Regions from separate parts of the Homo sapiens genome. Here region 2 is linked to region 1. Evidence: chromatin loops called from intact Hi-C (ENCODE). Cell type or tissue: heart left ventricle. All regions are shown on one strand. Each heading gives the region's core, and the rest is flanking DNA. Links, peaks and the distances in the headings are about the cores only. Region 1 overlaps VLDLR-AS1 (VLDLR antisense RNA 1). Region 2 has its middle 280 kb from the start of VLDLR.

Evidence for each region. Hi-C counts contacts between places; a loop is a spot of excess contacts. Peaks named below come from ENCODE experiments on the same cell type or tissue, not always from the same donor. Only the 100,000 strongest peaks of a DNase experiment are listed, where the experiment ranks them.
Region 2: a loop joins it to region 1, with 2.6 times the contacts of the local background. A loop is called at or near these places in 1 of 110 quality-filtered maps.

The regions. Positions count from the first base shown.
Region 1 is chr9:2,596,350-2,605,217 of GRCh38, reverse strand. All of the region lies in intron 1 of VLDLR-AS1 (VLDLR antisense RNA 1), which reads left to right. Among named protein-coding and RNA genes, the nearest start is that of VLDLR, 21 kb to the left of the region's middle. RefSeq lists an enhancer at 2,465-2,554. In heart left ventricle, for the core only: a CTCF peak has its summit at 4,689; no DNase peak of the experiment used is centred there; H3K27ac peaks cover 1,196 bases.
Region 2 is chr9:2,340,276-2,349,143 of GRCh38, reverse strand. No RefSeq gene overlaps it. Among named protein-coding and RNA genes, the nearest start is that of VLDLR, 280 kb to the left of the region's middle. In heart left ventricle, for the core only: no CTCF peak of the experiment used is centred there; no DNase peak of the experiment used is centred there.

The DNA of each region.
Region 1 (8,868 bases), core at 1,581-6,580:
GCTAGGAAGTCCAAGATCAAGGTACCAGCAGATTTGGTGTCTGGTGTGGGCCTGTTCCTTGTAGATGGCAACTTCTAGGCATCCTCATATAGTAGAAGGAGCAAATCAGCATCCTCACACCTCTTATAAGGGCACTAATCCCTCATGACCTCATCATCTCCCAGACGCCCCATATTCTAATACTATCATGTTGGCAATTAGGACTCAGCTTAGGAATTTGTAAGGGACACAAATATTCAGACCACAGCACCTACCTAGAAGGCTGGTGGTGAAGGACAATGAGATCTTCATAAAGAGCTTTGCATTGTTCCAGGCACATAGTAAGAACTTAGTTAACTCCAGTGAACTCCAACAACTTAACTGTTGTTGCTTACAGTCATACAGTCATCTTTTGGGGGCTTTTAAAAACTTTTAAATTCAGGGATACATGTACAGGTTTGTTACATATGTAAACTTGTGTCATGGGGGTTTGTTGTACAGGTTATTCATCACCCAAATATTAATCCTAGTATCTATTAATTATTTTTCCTGATCCTCTTCCTCTTCCCACCTTTTACCATCTGATCAGCCCCATTGTGTGTTGTTTCCCTCTATGTATCCATGTGTTCTTATCATTTAGCTCCCACTTATACCTGACATCATGTGGTATTTGGCTTCCTGTTCCTGCCTTAGTTTGCTGAGAATGATGGCCTCCAGCTCCATCCATGTCCCTGCAAAGGACATGACCTCATTGTTTTTTATGGCTACATAGTATTCCATGGTGTATATGTACCACATTTTCTTTATCCAGCCTATCATTGTTGGGCATTTAGGTTGATTCCATATCTTTGCCATTGTGAATAGTGTTGCAGTGAACATACATGTGCATGTGTCTTTATAATATAATTATTTATATGCCTTTAGGTATATACCCAGTAATGAGATTGCTGGGTTGAATGGTATTTCTGTCTTTAGGTCTTTGAAGAATCACCACACTGTCTTCCACAATGGTTGAGCTAATTTTTGCTCCCACCAGCAGTATATAAGAGTTCCTTTTGCTTGACAATCTTGCCACCATCTGTTACTTTTTGATTTTTTAATAATAGGGGGCTTATGTTTGTGGGGAAGGGCATTAGGGACAACTAAGGCTCTATAGAACAATCCTGCGACAAGGTACAGCTCCATCTCAGCAAAAAAGAGTGAGAGTTTTTCTAGAAAGTCATTGAGGGGGAAAAACAAGCCAGCTCTGGATTATATTGAAGGGAATGTCTTAAACATGATAGCACATCTTCTCTATAACCCTTAATACTTAAGATTATGTACTTTTAATACTTCCTACTGAGTTCCAAAGAGCCTGAGTAACAAGGCAGTATGATGATCACACAATAACCTTTATACAACAGGAGGTAAACACAAGCTCTGCCATGAAATTCCAGGTTTGCTGTCTCATGTGACTTCTCCCCAGCTAAGCAGAGCTAGAACCTATCACTGCTCTGCAAGGGCCCTGGAACAGAAACTCATGTGATTGTTTCTTATATATGTGCTTTTCCTAAAAAGTGAATATTAAGGTGTCCTTTTGTTGATGCAAAACAAGCAACCAGGTACGCTCATGCACACGCATTTTCCTAGGACAAACCACAAAGAAAAACTGTTTGAATATGTTTAATGAAAACATTTCCCAGCTCAAAACTTCTTAAAGAGATCCAGCTTTCCTATGGAAAACAGCCCAGGATTCATAGAGAAAATATTGAAGTATTCTTCTTTTCCTTGATCAGTGTTGTTTTGCCAAAGAAGATGCTGTCTGTCTTTTTCACTGAAGAGTGAAAGAAGTTCTGACCATATGTCTCCATCACTCCATGGGCAATTGTTCAAATTTGTTTTCCCTTATAACAGTGGGGCAAGTGCTTTTCTTATAACTGTCTTGGTTCATAAAAACTTTAAGACAATACAAAATAAGAATATAAAATAAATGAGGACTAAGGGGAAGGATAAATATGGCAAAGGTAAGTATGGAAAATGTATACCTGTGGAATAAAAATTTGACTGTAGGCTTCCTAGTGACTAGAGCAAAGAGGAAAATCCCATTTGGTTATGTGATTTAAAAAAATGAAGTTTTTTAGGAGGAGCTCAGTTGTCCCTGGTGTTAAGAACAGAAGTGAGTTTTCTCACAGTTACTCATAAAAAGTATTTTGAGCTCTGATGATCAGGTTCCTAAAATGCCCTGCAGTGACTGCGACTGAATTGTGTCAGACCTCTTTGTATAACGTCCCTCATTCTTGGCATTTTGCCAAAGTATAATTCTATAAAGGGAAAGAAAGAACCTCCAGGCAATCTTCCATTTATACTATTTATTTTCAACTGAAGTTTTGCGAAATATTGAGCAGCACAGAGTTAGAGGTCATCTCTGGTAAGTACCTGGAATGCAACTCTTCTCAGCAGATGGGAAAGTGCAAAGCCACAGGCTTGCAACAGTTCACTAAGCTGGGCAGAAATGACATTGCATTATAAATATGAAAAGGACGCCCAAAGATATGGGGGCTGGAAGAGAAGGTCACCCACCTTGCCATGTAGAGAGGAAAGTGCATCAAAGAAGATGTAGAAAGTTTGAGAGGAAGGGGAAGAAAAAAAATGAACAATAATTTTATTAACTTAAGATAACCACTATTCACACTTTTGTATATTTCCTTCTTTTTTTTTTTGTCCTCCTAGTGGGTAATGTTAACAATCAGAATACGCACACAGGCTGGGTGCAGTGGCTCACACCTGTAATCTCAGCACTTTGGGAGGCTGAGGTGGGAGGCTGTGGTGAGCCCAGGAGTTCAAGGCTGTGGTGAGTTGTGATAGCACCACTGCACTCCAGCCTGGGTGACAGAGCAAGACCCTTCCCCCTGACCCCCCCCAAAAGACTAGGCATACAATTTTATAAATCATTTTTCACTCAATTAAGCACCATAAAATTAGTTATTATAGTTTGTTTTATCGGGATTTTTGGGCTGCTGTAATATAATCCCCATCATGGCTTCTGACCTTCTATAAAATGTATCATATACCCCCTGCCATGAGTAAGTGATGCTTTAGGAAAATTAGGAAAAGAGGCTGTTTAAATAGACTGGGAATCAATAAAGAGGCCAGAGGGGATGTAGGAGGTGAGAGCTGAGTGTGGGGAGTTATTCAGCAGAAACAGAGAATCAGAAGGGGAAATGACTGGGAGAACATAAACCCCAAGAGAATTTACTAACCACGTGGGGCTCCCCATGAATGTGGCATTAGTGATTCAATTTTATCTCAAGACGGAACAAGTGCACCTTTTGTAATGTTTTTTAAAATATAAACATGCCTAAGTTCTGCCCTTTCATAAAAAGAGGTAGAAATAGAACAGTGATGGGTCATGATAATATGGTAGTACAATTTGGCAAGATTTTTCTCTTTTAAAAGCAGCTTTCCAGAAATCACATTTTACCATAGTCAAGAATTTCTCTTTTTTGGGGGGGTGTGGCGGGTAGCAAAAGTATTACTTTTTTTTTGAGATGGAGTTTCGTTCTATCACCCAGGCTGGAGTGCAGTGGTGTGATCCCAGCTCACTGCAACTTCTGCCTCCTCGGTTCAAGCGATTCTCCTGCCTCAGGCTCCTGAGTAGCTGGGATTACAGGCACTCGCCACCAGGCCCAGCTAATTTTTTGTACTTTTAGTGGAGACGGGGTTTTACCATGTTGGCCAGGCTGGTCTCGAACTCCTGACCTCAGGAGATCTACCTGCCTCGGCCTCCCAAAGTGTTGGGATTACAGGCGGGAGCCACCAAGTCCGGCCAGTAATCTGTTACTTACAGAGGAAGACTGGTGTTTACACTCAAATCAGCCCCATATACAGACACTTCTTAATTATCTACCGCTTACTTTGTTAAATTTTGTATCTCGCCTTCCCGAAATAGAAATGTTGCTGATGCTTAAATACAACCACAAAGTCATTGAAGACATATCTTGAATGACCATTAGGCTCTGATATTCCTTCTTTGACCTTGTACAGACTTTTTTCTCCTCTTATTGTTTTGAAATGTGTCACTTTTTTCTTTGCTACTTTGAATTACCTTCTGTTCCAGGAAGGGACGGGTAAATACATTTTCTTCAATCCTGGTAGTTTTCTGCTGGCCAGATGTTGTGGTAAAATTCTACCTTCTCCAGGGACTAAAGTGTGACTATTGAATGAGGAGGCTAATCTTTTTTTCTTTTTATCATATGTGGCGTATAGGAATCAGCCCCACTGTGTATGATGATTACTTTGTCCTCTGACAGTCTTCAAAAGTACTGGGAGGGAATCTGTCAGTTGATTGTCTCAGACAATCCCTTTCTGCACTAAGAGATTATGTCTTCTAAAGAAATTCAACCAAATGTGACTTTAGCCATCTCAAATCTTCTCCCAATAAATGGGTTTAAGTATCTGAAAAGACACAATGAAATTAGCAACTTCCAATTGATTTAATTAAGCAGCTGGGATTAATGAGAGGATGTATTCTTCCTGCAGTTATAAAGTCTCTTTCATTCTCTAGTATTCAGTTAATGAAAGGAAATAATATATATTTGGAATTTTTTCTTCTCTCCAATACTGCAAATTTTGTAAGCTGCTAGTTTCACTACTGGATATTAAAGTCTTATAAGGAAAAAAAACCCTTTTTTATATCAAAAGGGAATGGATTTTGTGTTTCTAGCACAACAGGTAGTCTGCCACTAGGTGGTATGTTTCCTTATTGCCCATACTTAGGTTTCGGAGATGTAAATGCAGTATAGGTACCCCATCATACAAAAGTTCGATTTCCTGAAAAATTCATAATTTAACTGTAAAGAGAATTATCTTTCTTTATTGGCTCCTATTTTAAAGCCAGAATAACATTTCCTTACTGAACTATATAAATGCATTGAAAATGTCTGATGGGAGGTTCTGGTGTTGACCAGGTCCCTGGAATTCTGGGAACATGGGTGGAATTTACCCATTGACTATACTTCTCTTCTCTCCTTTGGAGCCTCTGGTAGTACTTCCTAGAAGGACTTCCCTGGGTCCTTCCCTGTATCCGAAGAATTTCTGTCTCATATTTGTGGCTTCTAGAACTTTATCTTTGTTTATTCCTTACTTTGAGTACTTACAACCTCTGACAGAGCTGGATTCCATATCATTTCACCATGGGGCTTACTAAGCGCCTCATAGAGCCTTTCAAATGGAAGTTTCCTCCCCTTCTTTATCAGTCTCACTCCCTCTCTCTCTCATTTTCCCCCTCTAGTCCTACCCCTCTCTCTCTCCCACTCCTTTGCCCTCCCTCAGTCTCATCATCCTTTTGGTTTCTTCTTTTTCATTTTGACATATTTTTTAAAAATAGCAATGTCATGTAAAATTTAATTAACAGTTTATACCCACAATTTTTTTTTAATACAAGAAAACATAACAAATACAATTAAAGTCCTTTTTGATGCTCAGGCTCCATTCTCTTCCTCTTGCTCTATTAAATATCTCACAAAGCCAAAAGATCCATCTGATGACCCTTTGCACAGCTGTGTTACCAGAAGCCTCATGGGAGGGTGTTCTCTTGCTTTAGGACATTTATTTATTAGATGTTGATGGGGGTGCTTTGCTAAATGGGGGCAGTGAGTAGTCCAGAAGCAAATTGTATGGGAAAATAAGTAGATTTGATGTGCCATGGGGTAAACTTGTGAGGAAGAATCAAGTGCAGGAGACTTTAGCAGAATTAGTGACTGCTCCTAATTCCCATTTCCTTTCCAGGAAACCTGACTTGGGTCTTCAGCATTCCTGATCTCATTCTTCATAGTTCTTTTTTTTTTTTTTTAAATGGTTTTAATGTTTGTATATCTAACCCTGGCCTCATGGCTGTTTTTTTGATTTTATGGCTATGTGATGGTTTGAATTTGATGTTCTTAAATCTACACCATCCCCAAGCTCTGCTTAATTTAGTTGAAGGCACAATCAATGGGCTCAGATACAGTCTCCTCATCCTAACCCATCAGGGCAAGCTTGAAGGTAGACAGAGGTTGGCTATATAACTGACTTAAACGTTGACTGTGCCCCTAGATCTGCACAGCTTTGTCCCATTATTGCCAATTTTCCTGTCCCTAAGGGTAAGAAGAAAGGCACCAAAACTTAGCAGTGCCAGGGAACCTAGAGCCTGAGGTGTCAACATCAACTTGTTGCCTACCAAGACAGATCTTAGTGGGAGGCATGTTGAAATTGGCCACAGTTCCAAGGTTCTCTTCTAGGTCCTCTCTTGGTATTGACTCTAGGACCTGAAGCCACTGTCATCATTGACAGTGACACAGATAATGAGACTGATGATGCTGGGCTAGTGCTGGGTGTATGTGGGGACACTCTAGTCCTGGCTAGACTGGGTCCACCACCTTCATTGTATGTGCAGTGGTGAATTTGTAAGCTTTTTATGAGCTTCTTGTCCTTCTTCTCCTTCTCCTCCTCCTTTTCCTCTTCCTCCTCCTCCTCCTTCTTCTTCCTTTTTTTTTTTTCTTGAGACAAGGTCTTACTATGTCACCCAGGCTGGAGTGCAGTGGCACTAACATGACTCACTGCAGCCTTGACCTCCTGGGCTCAGGCAATCTTCTTGCTTCAGCCCCCCAAGTAGCTGGGACTACAGGCGTGCACTATCATTCCTGCTTATTTTTGTACTTTTTGTAGAGACAGGGTTTTGCCACATTGCTTAGGCTGGTCTTGAACTCCTGGGCTTAAGCGATCCTCCCTCTTGGGCCTCCCAAAGTGCTGGAATTACAGGTGTGAGCCGTCATGCCTGGCCTGTTTTGCTTCTTTTAACCATTCTTGCTTCAGCTTCTTTCCATTACTTTTTTCCTTCTCTCTTTGCCTTGACTTGAGTATCTGCTTGGCTTTCTGTCCTATGCTGTATCCGGTTAACTTGTCCTCTCAGCTGTGAATTGTAGTGACACATAAATGGGGAAATGAAAAATATTGATCAGCCTTGTATAAAGCCTGCCAAAATTTTCATCATCCCTTCTCACTTTGACTGAATACCAGGGAAATTATGTGATGGGTAATAGACTCCCACAAGCATCTGAGATTCGAGGCTCCTGCTGTAGATGGTACTTGCTGTGGGGGAAAAGACTTGATGTAGTCCATGAAAAATAATAAAACTAAAGAACAATCATTTCTTTGTTTTTACATGTTCCATTTTTAGCTTTCTTTGGTCTTATTACTTCCTAGTGATTGGACTTGTGTTCCTGAGGAAGAGTAATTGATCCACTTTCTCTCCGTGCTGTTAAGCCATCTTTATTCAGGATTAAGTTATAGTGTTTGAGGGCGTTTAACCCCAATTTCATGCTTTTTAAGGAAAACAAACATAAAACATCAAACAAAGTGAGACTGAAGTGAAAACTTTCCTCATCCTACTAGAAGTTAGAAGATCCTCAAAGTTCAAATTTCCAGCCAGACTGCTCAGTAAGTGCCTCTTCCGGGCAGCAGCAAGAATATGAGTCAAATGTCACTAGAGCATCTGCCTGGATTCTAATGCTAGTTCCAGCATTTACCAGCTGGGGGTCATATAATCCCTTAAAACCTCCTTTTCCTCATGTGTAAAATGGAGGGTTGATGAAACATGAAACTATCTTAAGTTGTTATGCTGTGTGATGACAGCAAAGAGGTTGGCATAGAATTAGCACTCAGGTGTGGCTGCCTCACAGTTACTGTTCTGCTGCCCCTCTCTTTCTCCCACTCCTCTCCTTCCTCCTACAGTGGTTCACAACACAGCCCTGTCATGGGGCTGCCTGCATTTGATCTTGGTCCCACCCATTCCTCCTATTTGGTTCAGAACAGAACCATCCACCTTTCTGAGGTCATTTTTGCATCTCAGAATTGATGATGATGCTGATAATATACCTACCCAAGTTCATTTAAAGTTGTAACATAGTGCTTGAAGCATAGTAAATGTTCAATAGTTATTTATTATAGCACGATTATTAATATTTTCTCCCCGAGCAAAGTCTTAAATCCCTGCTGAATTTCTGGGGTCTGGCAGAGTTGAGATGGGGGTAGGTTAAACTATAAAGTTTAGATGAACAGTCAGCAGCTTTTCTGAAATGACAGTATTGTCTTGATTTGTTCATTTAAATTTAAGTGAGGTCTCAAGTCATCTCTAGGTTTCTTTCATTGTTGCATAGTCCCCATCTCCCCCTAATGTCCTGGGATGATGACAGTGAGATGGAGCTGCTTTAGGCCCCTTCACAGAAGCCGCTGATCCTGCAAGGCCGCAGACAGGTTCTTTTTTCTGGACTTCTCCACCTTCCCCTCTCCTCTTGCTCCACAATGTGAATAGACCCGAGGGGCATCACCACTTGGGGTGTTGCCAGCCAGCCCCTTTGCTGTTTTAGAGTTAGTGGGAATTAGGCAGACGATTGTTTGAAAGCAAAAACAAGATCTCAGGATTGGTGCTGGAGAAAAGACAGCTTGTAGAGCAGGTGAGAAGTGCCCAGAGACAAACCGCCTGTTGTGTAGGTTATGGTGAGCTCATTTACATGTCGCTCCTTTGCTAGGCCTCCCTAAAATACAATCTATAGCCCATTATCTTTGCCCTTAACACACGTAGACTCTCTAATCACACAGCTTTGAGTTTGGCTGTTTCCATGCACTAATTAGGCTGACCTTAATCCATATAAGCTGTAATATTCCTCTGTGTGTCTCATGGTAACTACCCACCCCTTCCCTTTAGTGTATTCAAGCCTCATGACTTGAATAGTAGAAGCTCAAGTCTAGCTCCCCCAAATCATTGAGCAAGAGCCCCTTTTCTTACTCATGGCTGACAAGTTAATAGCAAGAGGCTCTTACACTACAGAGGTAGTAGCGTGGTCAGGTTCTCCTCCTAAATTCTCAGCCTGG
Region 2 (8,868 bases), core at 2,066-7,065, 260 kb after region 1:
CTGCCCTGGAGCTTCTAAGCATAATGAGCTTCTCCTGTAGGGTGTCTGGTAAAGAAGAGGTAAAAGGTTATGATTGCATTTCTAAAGAGCTAATGTACTAGCCTGTTCTCCAAACTGTACCTAGGCCTCTTTGAGCCACAGCTGGAAAAACTGGGATTCAGGGAGCAGTGCCCTGAGGATGCACAGGGCAGTGGGGCCCTGAGCCTGGCCCAAGAAAGCATTGTGTCCTCTTAGAGCTCTGGGCCTATGATGAGAGGGGCTGCCATGAAGGTCTTAAGGTCTTAAACGTCTTCAAGCCCTTTTCATTATCTTGGCTATTAGCATTTGGCTCCTTTTTAATTATACATGTTTCTGCAGCCTGCTTGAATTTCTCCCCTGAAAATGGACTTTTCTTTCTACCACATGGCCAGGCTGCAAATTTTTCCAACTTTTATGCTCTGCTTCTCTTTTAAATATAAGTTCCAACTTTAGGTCATTTATTTGCTCACAGAGATGAGCATCAGTTGTTAGAATCAGCCAGGTCACTTCTTGAATGCTTTGCTGCTTATAAATTTCTTCAACCAGACACTCTAAATCATTATTTTCAAGTTCAAAGTTCCACAGATGTTTAGGGCAGGGGCACAATGCAGCCAAGTTCTTTGCTAAGGCATAACACATGTCACCTTTGCTCCAGTTTCCAATGAGTTCCTCATCTCCATCTGAGACCTCATCAGCCTGGCCTTCACTGTCCATAGAACTACCAGCATTTTGGTCATAACCACTCAAGCAGTCTCTAAGAAATTCCAAATTTTCCTTCATCTTCCTGTCCTCTGAGCCTTTCACACTCTTCCAACCTCTGCCTGTTACCCAGTTCCAAAGCTGCTTCCACATTTTCAGGTATCTTCATAGCAATGCCCCATTCCTTGGTACCAATTTTCTGTATTTACCCATTCTTGCACTGCTATAAAAAAAATCTGAGAGTGGGAAATTTATAAAGAAAAGAGATTTGATTGCCTCACTGTTCTGTAGGCTGTATAAGAAGCATAGTGGCTTGTGCTTCTAGGGAGGCCTTAGGAAGCTTCCAATCATGGCAGAAGACAAAGGGAAAGCAAGGTGTCTCATATGGCAGGAGAAGGAGCAAGAGTGGGGAGGGAAGTTCTACACACTTTTAAACAACCAGGTCTTGTGAGAATTTTATCATGAGGACAGCACCAAGGGAATGGTTCTACAATAAATTATTCATGGAGAATCCATCCCCATGATCCAATCACTACCCACCAGGCCCCACTTCCAATATTAGGGATTATAATTTGGCCTGAGATTTGAGTGAGGACACAGATCCAAACCATGTTATCTCAGTAGGAAGTGGGGGATAGGAGGAAAGAGAAAAGAGAGAGAAAAAATAATTAAACTATCTTTGAGAAAGATGGGGGTACTGGTTACAGCCTTACCAGAAGCTGAGCAGATGCCAGCACTATGCCTCCTATATACTCTGCAGAACCACAAGCAAATTAAACCTCTAGTCTTTTTAAATTACCCAGCCTCAAGTATTCCTTTATAGCAATGCAGAAATGGACTAACAACAAAAATTGTATTAATACCAAGGAGTGTGGTGTTGCCATGAAGATACCTGAAGATGTGGAAGTGGCTTTGGAATAAGGGAAAGGGCAGAGGTTGGAGGAGTTTGGAGGACTCAGAAAAAGACAGAAAGATATGGGAAAGTCTGGAACTTCTTAGAGACTGGTTAAATGGTTGTGACCAAAATACTGATAGAGGTAGGGACAGTGAAGGCTAGATGGAGGTCTCAGATGGAAATAAGGAACTTATTGGAAACTGAAGTAAAGGTCACCCGTGTTATACCCTAGCAAAAAACTCAGCTGCATTCTGTCCATGTCCTAGGGATCTGTGGAAGTTTGAACTTCAGACTGATGACTTAGGGTATTGGGTGCAAGAAATTTCTAAGCAGCAAAGTGTTCAAGATGTGGCCTGGCTGCTTCTAAAAGCCTTGGATCAGATGTGACAGCATATAAATGACTTAAAGATGGAACTTACATTTAAAAAGTACCCAAGTGCCAGAGAAAGAAAAGTCCCTTTCAGGAGAGGAATCCAAGCAGGCCGGGGAGAAACCACTTGCTAGAGAGATTAGCATGACTAAAATGGAGTCAAGTGCTAATATCTAAGACAATGGGGAAAATGCCCCAAGACATTTTAGTAGTCTTCTGGACAGTCCCTTCCATCATAGAGCCAGAAGCTTAAGAGAAAAGTATGGTTTTAGGGGCCAGGCCCAGGGCACTGCTGTCTTGCTTAGCCTGAGGATGCTGCTCCTTGCATTCTGGCTGCTCCAAGTATAGCTTCAGCTCAGAGGGGCTCAGGTGCAACTCAGGACACTTTGCTGGAGGTCACAAGCCATAAGGCTTGGTGGCTTCTATGTGTGTTAAACCTGCAGGCACATGGCATGCAAGAGTAAAGGGGGGGGTTGGAAGCTTCTACTTAGATTTCAGACAATGTGTCAGAAAGCCTAGGTGCTCAGGCAGAAGATACAACGGTGGGCCTGGAGGAAGCCCTCAATAAACATCACTTATTATTCCCTCACAGTACTGCTATGGAGAGCAGTACATGAAATAAGGCACCTAAAGCTACTGAAGCAGAGCAGGCCTTCAATGAATGTGCATGTCCTTCTCTGTCTCTTCTTCCAATTCCCGTATCACCTACCTAATAATAGCCCTCATTGCTGGCAAATGTTCCCTGTCTTCTCAACAAAGTTTCAGAATCATCTTTCCTGACAGTGTGCCATGATAAAAGCAAGTACACCTAAAAGATGTAAATAGTGATAAATGACTTGTTGTCTCAAAGGCCATTTACTCTCCTTATACTACATTTCTTTAATAATTGTAAACCACAGATTTAGTCTTGAGCTGCTCAGCTAGAAGACAGTAGAATTATAAATGCAGCTGAGGCATCTCAATGATCAAATTCTGTTGCACATTAACAATTATGCTCAGTAATTTTTAATTTCTAAGTGACCAAAATTCAAGAGATATGCAAATTAATTAATTAACCAACGCTTTTTAGCTTCTCCTTTTTTCTCCCTTCTTGATGTTAATGTTTGCATTGACTGGATGTTCTTACTTCAATCTAAGGAGAAATCATATCTCAGAGTGTGTCATTGATCATTAATTAATTTGATCAATAGTTATTAGGTGCCTGCTAAGTGCAAAACATGATGTTGGTCTCTATGCATGGCACAAGAAAAACTGTATAAAAGTAATGACTTTACTTTAAAAACTGAATAACACAAAGTAAACCAATACTTAGAATAAGGAAATAAGATGTAATTTATTCCAGTCCTTTCAATTTAGAATTTTCCTATGAAGAAAGATATGAGTATGCCAACACTTTATATCATAAAGTAGAGACAGGGAATGCTAACCCACTTTAGATAGTGAACTTCACAATTTTTGAAACACCCAGTTACATTTTACATAAATAATGCATGTCAATTATTAATCATTCTTATCTGTTCAATAAGGGAGATCTAAACGTGTTTGCTATATTTTATAGGCAAAGTTTAACTAACATTTGGATATACAAATCTCACTTTTGAATAATATAATGTCTAATTCAAGTCTTATTTGGAGCCTAGAGGGGGAGATCAGTTAGAGATGAGGAAGTTTTAGTTTTATGCACTATCTTGTTTTTTCCCACAGCCCTTCAATCTGGCTGTCATTATTCCAGCTTTATAGGCAATTCAGATAAGGGCTTAGAAAGAGAGGGCCTAGCTCAAGTCTCCCTGAACAGTAAACAACCACATTTTGGGTCTGCTTGCTGCAAGGCACGTGCCCTTGGCCCTCTTCAACCCAATGTCGAGTTCTGCTTGCACTTCACTGTAGGTGTGAGTGAGACAGAAGGCCAAGGCTAGGCACGCCCATGACTGTAGCTCAGTGTCAGCAATGGCCACAGGAGAACTCAACCCTTTGCAGTGGCCTCCTGAGAACAGAGAACTGAAAAACAGGCCATGCTTTCAGATTTCAAGCCCTTAGAAGAACGTGCTTCTGGTTGAGGAGAGGGAATCTACTTCTCAGGCCTTTGTAAATGATCACTCAGCTATGCAGCATTTTTAGGGTGGGGAACTGCCTTTATTTATACAATTTCTTTGCATTTCATACCCCAGGTTCACCTGAGCTATCCTTCTGAGATCTCCTCTCTTCTTAGTAGTCTGTTAGTTATTCGGAAAAGGTTGTGTCAAATAAAAATTTTGTTATCCACGTCTGTTTCATACCCTGACTAATTTTTCATTCAGACACTAATCATTTTGAAAATACCAGGGGCAACTGGGAGGAATTTCCAGGTTGAACTCCACAGAACAAGACTAATCCGCCCCAGTTCATTTCCCATCCTGTAGACTTTCTGTGCCCTCCTCCATGACCTGTGTAATCTCTCTTCCAAAAAACAAATGAGCCTCTAGTTGATCTGGTCAGAAAAATATGCAAAAGGAATCTGGGGTAGGAGTGAAGGGATATAGATATAACCTGATACTGTAAGTATCCATCCATCTCTCTGAATAGAAGAATTAGGAAAATGGGTCCCTGTGGTGCAAAGAACGTAAGATAAATTCCTGATATTTTTCTTTTTGTTCTCTTCATTTCTCCATGAGAGCAGTAGTAATAGTGGCCACAACTTCAAGAGAAACCTTGTCTTTCCAGCCAGTAAATTGGAAAAATATACCCCATGGAGCCAAAGAGTGGAAACAATATTGCAAAAGGGAGAATGGGAGAAAGACATCCCCCAATTCCACATATGAATTGATACAATTCCCAGGTTCACCCCAAACTGCATGTGCACACCCAAAGAAGCACGAGCTTTGAGAAGTGAACTACCATATAAGCCACTGCCCACATCCAAGATTAACCCTTCCTGTAACATATGTGAGAAGCAGATCCAAATAGACTTTGAATATGGAACGGACATTGGAACCACTGTTCACAGAAGACAAGATGGGTTTATTATCTGCTTAAAAAACAACAAACAAACAAAAACAGAAAATCTATTTTCTCCAGAGGATTTTAATAAGACCCAGAGCTTCACAGTATAATACACAAAATGTCCAGGCAAAATCCAAATTACTAGACATACTAAGACCTGAAAAATCTGACCTATGCTCAAGTAAAAGACAGATGCTGGCCATGCAGGGTGGCTCACACCTGTAATCACAGCACTTTGAGAGGCCGACGTGGGTGGATCACCTGAGGCCAAGAGTTTGAGACCAGACTGACCAACATGGTGAATCCCCATCTCTACTAAACATACAAAAATTAGCTGGTGTGATGGTGCACTCTTGTAATCCCAGCTACTCTGGAGGCTGAGGCAGGAGAATCGCTTTTAGTAAATTTGCAGTCCATGCAGTTTCTTTCATAACTTCTCAATTCTGACATTATACTGTGAAAGCAAATATATACAATACATAAATAAATGGGCATGACTGTGTTCCAATCAAACTTTATCTACCAAAACAAGCAGCAGACTGGATTCAAGGCACAGGTCACAGTTTGCTGACCCCTGTCCTATAGGGTAATTCTTCATCCAAATTAAGAAGTAGTGGGGAGATCTAGAAATTTCAGGATGATGGTGTACGTGATAAAATCAGTGAAGCCTATGATTGAGTCCATTTGTCATCTCCTTTGCCATAAATTATGCATGTTGGTCTGAGGCAGTGTTGTATAGGATCTGATGCCAATAGACTAGACATTCTATAAGCCCTCAGATGGTTGAAGGCACTGTGGATAAATCCACACCAGGAATAGTCACTTCAAAGGTAAATCATTACCCTCTCCAGAGTGGAAAAGATCTAAAATAATGAATATGCCACAAAGTATCTTGGTGGTCTTTCCAAGGACGGTGTCATACTGCGGGCTCTGTGTTGATCACTGCTGGTGGTTGATTGGCCTTTATTGGTGGCACTAGCTACACAATCCTTGAAGAAGGGAGCCCATTGGGTCCATACAAAGCTTCCATTCCTGCTACCATGGCCACTCTGTTAGTCCATTGCAGAATCCCTAGAAAAGACAAAAAAAAAAAAAAAAAAAAAAAAAGCTTATGGGTACCCATAGGATAAAACATTCTGACTACCTGGCTGTTGATAGATTTTTCTGCAGTTGATTTTTTTTTGGTAGGCATTAATACAAAATCCAAATATCTGTACAATTTGTGCCCATTCTCACAGACCCATCCACATACCTTTTTCCCAGACCTCCTAGTCAATGATTTTCTGGTCTTGTTAGTCTCCTCCTCAAGCACCCATTCACCACTGCTCTTGAGTCAGTGTATATCTATCCCTCAAGCTGCCTCTTCCTCCATATGAAATGATGGTAAGTCTACTGCACACAGCTCTGCCCTCTAGAGGGTTTCCCTTTACCCCTTTCCTTCACCATCAATTCAGGTCAAACCTGTGTGGCGCTGTAGTGTAGCAGCTGCCTATTTACAACTAGCACCAACATATTGCTCAGACTCATTAGTGAATTGGACTAGAACCCTTTAGACCTTCAATAGTCAATTGTGGAAAAAATCTCATTGGTCAAAGGTATGATGAGTGAGGGAGAGGCATCAATGTAACTTAAGTACTTAATACAGGGATCTGGGCCATCTGATTTTGTAATTTACTCATTCTTTCGGAGGTACTGGAATCTTGTCCCCAATAAACCCCTTTCATTATACAGTGATTTGCTGTTGTGCCTGCTCTACTACTTGGTTCAGTGGACCTGGTGATATCCAGACCATAAAGAGCACCTCCATTCATAGAGGCGCTTGGTGCTCCATGATGAGGTGTGCAGTCTCCAGTAGGAAACATTTAAATGCCAGGAGCTGTTTTGCAAACATCATAATTCTCTGCTGAAGAAGGCATGGCATTCTCCAGAACTCTATGGATCTGCCCACAGCTCATTTTTAATGGCATTGCAGAAACTCCATACGTTACCTCTATCTATCCAAACAATTAGCCACCACTGAAACTGCAGCTTTTGAGTCTAGAGCTGTTACAAAACCCTATTTTTGCCCTGGGCCTTGTTTGAAGTCTTCTGAGTCAACCCATGAATGGGTTGCAGAAAGATTCCCAAGTATACCATATGCTTCCTCCAAAATCCAGAATGAGATACAAGTGTTGTGCCTCATCACAAATGATAGAAAGTGAGAGGTACAATAACTTGTCTTTTACATTAGAATGAATGCCCTGGCACGTCCTTAACTACTGGACACCTGAAAACTTCCCTGATGGGGCAGACTCTTAAATCTCCTTTTTTTCCCGTCTCCCAAATTTGGGCATGCATATTTCTTACTAGGGCAGCTAGTGTAAGCTCCACTTCTAGTTCATCCAGTCCACTTAACGTGATATTATCAGTATAGTGGACCAATGTGATGTTCTGTAGAATGTCAAGATGATCAAGTTCTCTGGACTACATTATAGCCTTACAGCAATACAGTAAACATATACTGATATCCTTTTCATGTAATGACATGCTACTTTTCATTCTCCCTATTGTTGCATATCCAGAAGAAAGCATTCACTAAATCCATAGCAGTAGATTATGGACCAAAGGCTATGTTGAAATTCTCTACTGAATATACTACATCTGGCCTAAAAGTTGTGATTGTGACATTGCTTGGTTAAGTTAATGATACTCCCCTTCCCTAAGTATTCTGATGTGTTCCTTAACACGACACCAGGGAAATCTGGACATCTTTAACTTCATTTTTATAGAAGCCATCATCATGTTCAATATTCCACATCCTTTTCTACAGAATATTGAACAAGCTCCAGATATCCTTGCCAAAGCACTGAAGCTCAAATCATGGTGCATTCCCCATATCAATACATTCTTCTCTATCCAGTGTATATTCTATTCCCTCCGTCTCTCTCTCAGCCCAACATTCTCAGGATCCATTTTCATATCATGTGTTCTTCTGGAGCCTGTCCGTATATATCAGCCAGATCAAATAATTCTCTTAGTATGTAAACTATTCTTTTCCAAAAGCAGAGCTTGTACTTTTTCGCTTGGGCTGCGCTGACTCCTGACTCTGTTTATTGGCCTAGAAACCATGAGAGGTGATAGGGAAGATACTGACAAGAATAAGCATCATTGAATGGTATCCAGGCAAGTGGGCTGTTGGGCTTATAGAGAAAGCGCAGAAGAACTTGGGAGTTTAAAATTGTCAGGTTCACCCATGCAGATATCCTCATTCTATGTTTCAATCAAGGCCCTAATTTTCACACAAGAGGCCTGTGCACATTATATAAGCATACTTTGCAGGAACTGTGCTTTATAATTAGATCCTAGGCCTGATTTTCATCACAGTCTACCTTGAAATTTAAGAAGCTAAGAGTTTCTTTTAAAGACACTAAAGAGAGATTTTCACAGTGTGCAATTACAAGCCCTGGGACAAACACTTTCTTTTTGCAAGGAGTACAGTACAGTCACATTACTCCAAAATATATATAATTATCATTGTCCTCATACTGATGAAATGCCACAATTACTAGATCTCTCAATGCCTTGCTTTTCACATGCAGCTCACCTCAACCAGCTGCAAGTGAATGCCTAAGTACTTGCAACATCATTGCATACCAGGGGTTATTAACAATCCATTTACTACCAGCATTGCAGTCCTTATTAATTTCTGATCTGTGGGCAGTCAAACTCCAAATCTTACTGAGGGCCTGCTTTCCATAACCATTTCTGAAACAAACTGTTTTAGCCTAAGTTTCTTAGAAAACAAAGTCTGTACCAAAGATTATGTGCGAATATATTATTTGGAGCCCAGGGCAGTGAAAATAATGGAATACAGAGTTGAAACACAAGGATGGTAAGCAATAGAAGGTAATGTGTTACCACCTGGACA